3 separate regions of the Homo sapiens genome follow, and all the other regions are linked to region 3. Evidence: chromatin loops called from intact Hi-C (ENCODE). Cell type or tissue: mammary epithelial cell. All regions are shown on one strand.

What was found. Hi-C counts contacts between places; a loop is a spot of excess contacts. Peaks named below come from ENCODE experiments on the same cell type or tissue, not always from the same donor. Only the 100,000 strongest peaks of a DNase experiment are listed, where the experiment ranks them.
Region 1: it touches region 3 in a loop (8-fold over the local background); 2 of 110 quality-filtered maps call a loop at or near these places.
Region 2: a loop joins it to region 3, with 3 times the contacts of the local background. A loop is called at or near these places in 3 of 110 quality-filtered maps.

The regions. Positions count from the first base shown.
Region 1 is chr7:42,573,640-42,576,139 of GRCh38, reverse strand. No RefSeq gene overlaps it. Among named protein-coding and RNA genes, the nearest start is that of LINC01448, 130 kb to the left of the region's middle. In mammary epithelial cell, a CTCF peak has its summit at 1,243; no DNase peak of the experiment used is centred here.
Region 2 is chr7:42,690,004-42,692,503 of GRCh38, reverse strand. All of the region lies in intron 1 of LINC01448 (long intergenic non-protein coding RNA 1448), which reads left to right. Among named protein-coding and RNA genes, the nearest start is that of LINC01448, 15 kb to the left of the region's middle. In mammary epithelial cell, a CTCF peak has its summit at 1,267 (motif pointing right); a DNase peak (open chromatin) is centred at 1,273.
Region 3 is chr7:42,272,024-42,274,523 of GRCh38, reverse strand. No RefSeq gene overlaps it. Among named protein-coding and RNA genes, the nearest start is that of GLI3, 36 kb to the right of the region's middle. In mammary epithelial cell, a CTCF peak has its summit at 1,086; DNase peaks (open chromatin) are centred at 293 and 1,033; H3K27ac peaks cover 1,053 bases.

The sequences.
Region 1 (2,500 bases), 300 kb before region 3:
ATAAACCATTTATTTTTTTTCAAATTTAGCATTTCCCTAATATATTTTACCATAAAGACTCTTTTTGTGGAGCTGGCTACCCATCATCCCTAGCTTTCATTTTACTTCTGTGATGAATTTGAGGAAATTTTACAATGGTCTATAGGTGAAGTATCATTCTTACATATAAGCCATTCCTCCAGAAAGCACATTACACCCATTATAGAGGAAATACTTCTTGAAAATAAAAGGCATAGGGCCCCTTTCTTGGAAGAATCTCTCTATAAATAGTATTAATTTTTTAGCTTAGACTATGAAAGATTAAGTGACGTGATCAAAGTTAGGGAAAGATTGTCTTTCTTTGATTTGGAAAGAGACCTGTATTTTCTCAGCAGCTGGCCTCTCTTTCCCTTAGAGTTTTGGAGCTTGGCCTCAAAATCTCTCTGGTGTGGTGAAAGGGCTTTTGCACTGGTTCTTTGCAAACCTGTAAAGATAAGCATGTGAGCCTAAAGGTCATTACTTCCTGGGGAAGAAAAAAACTCATGGCTTGAGGTTAGGAGGAAGAGCAAACCGAAGGCACATTCTCTTTTCCTTATATTCCTGCTGGCACAAAAGCAATTCTCTGATTCCTATCTACTCTGATTCCCTCAGCTACTTTTAAACAAAGGGAAAAATAATTCTGATGAGAACAAAATATTTATTTCTTCCACTCCAGTGTGGTCAGGGGTAACTCAGAAAGTTGGCTGAAACTTGAGTGCTGAGTGATGGTCTCTAAGCATCATCCAGCTCTGCCAAGTCCCTGGCCCTCGGGGCCACTCTGCCGGAGCTGAGGTTTCCTCTGCACTTCTTATACTGCAGCCCAAGCTCCAAGGGCCAGTGCTTCTTTCTGTTCAAACTTTCTGTTCAACCAAGCTTCACTAAGTAGGCACTCTGCCCTCTACAGCCATCCACCATCTTGGTCACCACATTCCTTGATACCAAAACCTTACCAGAGTCAACACATTGCCAGAATTGCATGACATTTATTGTGTGGCACTGAAGGGAGAGATGCCTCTTTCCCTTTCATTTTTGTGTGTTTATGCCCCTTCAAAGGGATTGCGAAGCAGCACTGTATATGACTGATTTCTTAAAGATACTTCTGTGAAATAACTCAGAATAATTTTGGTTCCTGATTTCATGAGAAAGAAAAGGTAAGTTTGATGAAGTTGTGATTGGAAAACAAATTTCAATAACTGAAACCGAGCTGTACTCAGAAATGCCCCTTGGTGGCAGCCAACACTCTGTTACTGAGGTGAGCCCTGTGTTCCTGACTTGGTCTTGCCCCAAATGAAGTTCTCCAAAGATGCTCCTCAGTCCCCATGAAAGCGGGCTTCTAGAGCTCTCACTTCCCCTGCCTGGATATACCTGAGTCCCATATTCAAGCCAGAATGCTCAATACAAGGTCACCAAATGAAATAGCAAAGATAGCAAAGGTAATATGAAGAGAATACCATTGATATTTTACACATCTTGAGTGACTGGTATTCACAGAGGTACAAGCGTAGTTTCCATTTACCTTCTTCTATGTCAGGGGCTGGAAAAACATTTTCTTTAAAGGAGCAGACGGTAAATATTTTAGGCTTTGCAGGCCATCTGGTTTGTGTCTGAATTACTCAACTCTGCTAGTGTAGCTCAAATCAGCCATAGACAATATGCAAATGAACGAGCATGTTTGTGTTCCAGTAAAGCTTTATTTACCAAAACAGGTGGCAGGCCAGATTTATTCTGCAGGTTGTAGTTTGCCAACCTCTGTTTCATGTGATTGAGGTATTTCAAGATCTTCTATCTTTGAAGTGTAAATGAAATGCTTGTAATTCATTTTGCTGATCTACATATCGAAAAAAAGCATTTGATTGATATTTTCTTTTGTTGTTGTTGTTCTTGGTCTTCCATTTAAATGTTCAGTGCTTTATAATTATGAACTGTTGAAACATGCCTTTAAGGTCTCGAATTGCAGTTAACTTGGGAGCTTGAGATATGAACAGTCTGGGAAATGTTTACTTAACTCAGTCATATTGCCAGAGCTAAGTAGGTATTTCTCAACCGCTCTCCCAAATACAGAAGTTAAACACAGCCTTAATGCTACCTCATGTGCACATGAAAAGACAGAAGAGGTACCTGATTCTTCTAAGACATCTATCAGCTTCTTCACTCCAACCCATTCCCAAGTAGTTTTAAGGCCACGATTATTTCACATCCACTTTCTGTAGCTGAGCCAAGACCATGCTATACACTTGATCTTAGCCAAAAGACTGAGAAGCAATCAAGACTACACTGTACAAACTTTCTCCTACTTTGTTTTCTGCCCTCTCTCCTTTGCTTTTCCATCCCTAGTTCCACCTTTTTGCAATTATGCCTTCAATGAGTGTCTAAAAATCGGCATATGCAAAATTAACATCAGGATTAAGAAAAAGATATGAAGAAATAAATATAGATGCACTATAGTTCCATGTAAGAGGATCTCAAAGTTGGAAAAATATTT
Region 2 (2,500 bases), 420 kb before region 3:
TAAAGAAGTCATCTGATCTTCTGTATCTCTGAGAACCACATTGTGAGTTGCTGTCAAAGATTCAGAGCCCAGTTTTAGGTCCTCAGGGAAGCAAACTGCTACTGGGAGCTATTTTCTTCGGGGAGTTGTGTAAGTCAAAACAAGTGTTTGGGAAAAAGTCCAATAATCAGCAAATGACAAAGTTCCATGCCAATGTGAAAATTGTGTACACACTAACAAGACATTGTTTGTTACTAAAATGGTTAAATAAAATTTAAAAATAGTAATTTGGACTCATTTGACTAGAATTACTTCCTCTCCAAAAGCAAGGATAAAGTAAACCATGTTTGGGTGACTATAACATACACATGCACACACATGCAAATATGCACACAACACACACATACACACATATACATAAATGTATACAAAATACACACATACAGTCACATGCTCATACATGTACATACACAAAACAACACACACATATATGTACTTACACACATATGTGCACATATGCACACACAGACATATATGAAAGGCAGAATGGGGAGAAAGAATTTCAAAAGCCTGGTGCTACTTTGAACCTATCTTCTTAGGAAGAAGGCAAAATCATCTTTTAGTGAGGAAGATACCTTAAGATAATTACAAAAATAAGGCCACTTGGGTAGGCCTTAAATAGGAAAAGAGAATAATAAGAATTTGGCAATTTGCAGTATGAAGGAGAATCTCTTGAAGAGGAGAAAATCCTGGGAGATGGGAAGGGCAGGCCAGGAAAGAACTCCACTATGGTGTCAGATGGCCCCTGGGTTCTTTCTTTAGTAATGCCCAGAAGTGAACTTGGAATTATTTCCTGTCTGGTGCTATAGTTCCTCTCAGCTACCCCAAAAACCTTACATCCTATTCTCTTGTATTGAACTTTGTGAGGAATGAAGGAAGGAGTAAGAGCAATAGGAAGGAGGTTATCAGATGTAGAAGCAGAGAGCAGGGTGAGACTATGACAAAGCCCATTTCCCCAGGTGTATTTGAAAGTGACTCTGGACAGCAGGAGTGGGTCCGGGAAAGTAGGCGAGCGCTTGGGTTACTCCTGCACTCGTTAAGTTGCCTTCTTTTGAGTCAGGAAAATATTTCCAGCAGCCACTGTGTTGCTCTGTGGCCCTCCCACAGGCTTCCTCTTTGCCCTCTGTGAGAGGGCTGAAGAGGTAAACATCTACAGCATTAGAGATTTTCCTTGGCTTGAAGTGAGTCTGAATGTTCGTGTGGATGCGAAGAGGCATTTGACCCCTAGAGGGTGATCACACCATATGGTAAAGGAGAGGACACCAGGAAGGCAAAAACAGAGAAGAAAACCGCACTAAGTTCCTTGTGTCCATTCCAGCTGATGTGTAATGGTATGTATAGTACCCCCGTGGGTATGGCAACCTCTCTCTGGGTATATCTCCTGGATTGTAAGGCAGAGTCTACTCTGGACTTGGAGTTTGGTGCCTTCCTGATGCAAAAAGCAGGGAGCTGGTAAGCCCCAGTCCTTCTGGTCACTCACAAGAGGTTTGGGAATGAGACTGGGTGAGGACCGGGATTCCCTCTACTTCTGCTGGTGAGACCAGCAGTCTCTGATGAAAACTGACTTTTCTGCAGACGTTGTGACTGCAGCTAGGCAGACCATGCCTGCAGGAAGGAAAGTGGGCCACCTCAGGGTGACTTCGAGACTGAAAACTAGGAATTGGGAGCAATAAAATAAGGCAAAATCACCCTAATATAACTGACTCTTAGCAGAGCTTTGGTGCAGCTTCCTAGTGTTGTGAGGCCCAGGGTTGAAAATGGAGTGACCCCATCCAGTCTCCACAGGACACAACTTCCCCTCCAGCTCCTGCCTCCTTAAAAGCCTGCAGCTGGCCGGTGAAGCCAGCTTCCCTCTTCTAAGGTGTGAGCCCACAGGCTCTCCTTCAGCCCAGGCAGGCTGCAGGAAGTCCCCAGCATTCCCCAGGGGGACGTGGAGGCCAGAACAACGTGTACATATTCCACAGCCTGTCCCTAAAAACAGGTAAAACCCAGAGACAAACCAGAGCTTTTTCATGTGCACTTTTCAATGAGTTTTGACAAAATTATATACGTATATAACCATCATCACAATCAAGACACAGAACACTTCAATCACCCCCAAAACTTTCTTGTGCCCATTCCCAGTCAGTTCCGCCTAACTCCCATCTCCACACACCCTCTGGCTGGCTTTTCTATCACTATAGATTGCTTTGGGCCTTCCTAGAGTTTCGTACAAATGGCATCAGATAGTATGTACTCCTTTTGTATCTAGCTTGTGTCATTCTGCAAGTTTTTGAGGTTCATCCATGTTGTTCATTTCTTTTCATTGCTAGCTAGTATTCCCGTGTATGGATGTGTCATAATTCATGTATTTACATGCTGATGGGCATTAGATTGCTCCCAGTTTTTGACTAATATGATTATAGCTGCTGTGAGCATTCATGTACAAGTCTTCCTATAGACCAGTGTTTTGATTTCCCTT
Region 3 (2,500 bases):
AGGCTCTAACTTTACAAATACTCTACTGTGCATACACATACAGACTGGAAACTTTCCATTTGGGGGGACCAGGTACTTTGTTATTAATTTTTCCTTTTCGCTATCTTAAATTCATTGTAATTTGTAATTGCTCCCATTTTTTGCTTTTTTAAGTATAAATTACTTCTTGACCTGATCATGTTGTGAGTTGATTGGTTATTCCCACAGCGTGGTGAGACAGCTAGATCAGCAATTTTTCTGACATAAAACTTCAAATTACTGGCCTTTACCACATACATATTTTGCAATTCAAGCATGACTCACTTTCTATTACTAATACGTATATGGAAAATCATCCCACTTTTTGTTTCGTACAATGCCTGTGCATTTGCGTTGTTTATACCATGAAGTTAACTGTAATAACATTACTGGACTATTTTTTAAGTTTACAGAACACAATTTCATAATATAAAACCTTGCATAGAAGTTAATAATTTCACAGTAAATATTAAGCAATTCATATATGCTTCTACCAAGTTTATTTGTGTATTTTATCCTTCCTTCTTTGTTACCCCAAAGTTATTTTCTACTGAAGAGTAATAATGGGAGTTAGGGACAGGGAGGCTTTTGCCTACTTCAGAACGCTGAGATTAGGGCTGTGGGGGAAGGGGAGAACAGAGTCTTTAACCAAAAAACAAAACAAAACAAAAATGCCAGGGAGCCTTAAAAGGTAGTTCTCTAAGTTACCAAAATCATATTGTTCTCCAGAATATATCATTATAACTAAAACAGTGTTGCACATGGAGACCCATCCAAATTATGTTTGCCCATGAGCTCCATAAAGAAGCCAAATATGTGTGACTCTGTTGCCCTGCAACAGGCATCTCCTGACTCCTCTGGCTGGTCATCTCACTATGCAGAGGCAGATTTACATCCAGATCATTTTAATCAGACCAAGGTTCTCCGTTGGCCAAGGAAGTGTGGGAATGTCATTCCCCAGAATGCTGTGCATGGCTTCCTCCCCACCCTGGAGGCAGATTCTAGCTCCTTGCCTCTGTGTTCTAGACTGAGTCACAGGCATCCTCTCAGGCATCCTTGCTCCCTCTTGCTGCTTTTAGTTGCAGTGCACTGCTTTCTGCCTCATGTTTCATTCTCAGCTTTGTCTCTTTATCTTTGACATTATTAACAAAGCAAAACACCTTTCTCTTCGATTCATAACCTTAACTTGGGCCTGTATGTACCTTGAAGATCTTCCCTGGATAGTCCACTTAGCAGGTGGTTTAATCCACTTTTTAACACCTCCAGCAAAAGATCTGTTTTGTGGGTAAGGGGAATTGCTTCTAGTTGGGCTCTGGTAGTAAGTGCAAGAGCCACCAGTCCTGGGGCCGATTCTCTGACATGTGAATCACCATCACCAGCATAAATAAAAGCCTATCCTGTTAAGTATCTGCTTGAATACAATGTACCACTGCTAGTCTGGTTCTCCATTCCTGCTGAGTATCAGGAAACAATGTAGAAGCCTATGGCAGGGAAGGGCACCCACAGAGTAAAGTGATGGCCCCCAGGTTCTCTGGTTGAGTCAAATCATGGCTCTGAGTCAGGGGTCATAGAGTGGAGAAGAGTTTAAATGTCTTTCATCCTTACTTCCATCAATTTTATGAGCCAGAATGCTGTGTCTTAACAAGGTGGTGGGTGGGCAAGCTACCAGTTCTCTTTCTTCCATCTATCTCCACTAATCTTAACAGTTTGTGAAAATTCCTCAAAGATTCTGTCAGCTAATTTTTTTTGAGAATTATTTGTGTTTCTGCATCAAGTTTAGTGAGAAGTTATAAAAGGTCACGACTTTTTAAAGTATGTTTAACAAAGTATTTAAATTGAAAACAGGGACCTCCAATTTTAAAATAAATTTTTGACATTTTTCTCCCACAGTTCTATCACACTGACCAGAAAAAAAAAATTAGGCAGCTCTGAAAACGAGGATCACAGGCAACATTTTGGAAAGTTCTTAGATGTATTCCTAAAAATTACTACCAAGCATATTTAGTTGTGGCTGGATTGAAATGCAGAACAAGTTTGTACATGCTTTGCCCTTCAAAATATACGATTTCCCTTTACAACAAAGTAGGTAGGACGAAGGTTCAAACTTCCCTCACTGTCTACTTCTAGCTGGGACATATGTGTTCTGTAACTGATGGGAAAAAGAGAAAAAGGAAATGTGTATAGCCATTACTGCCGAGGCACTGATTTCTGACACACATATTTATGCTCATCAGATCCATTCAGTGCTCCACGAGTTATCGGCATTCCCTTTTTACATTTGTTTAGAGGTTCCAGTTCAATGGAGAAGCAGATCTGTTTCATGGGCGGAGCTTCCTGCCCACTCCTAAGGGGCAACTGCTTCCTTCAGTTCAGTTCCGGTACTAAGCTGAAGAGCAACGTAGCCCTACAGTCAATTCTCTGACAATGTGAATCACAGGCATCTACACAAACCCAGCCTTTGAAGTGAACTCTTCACATATGT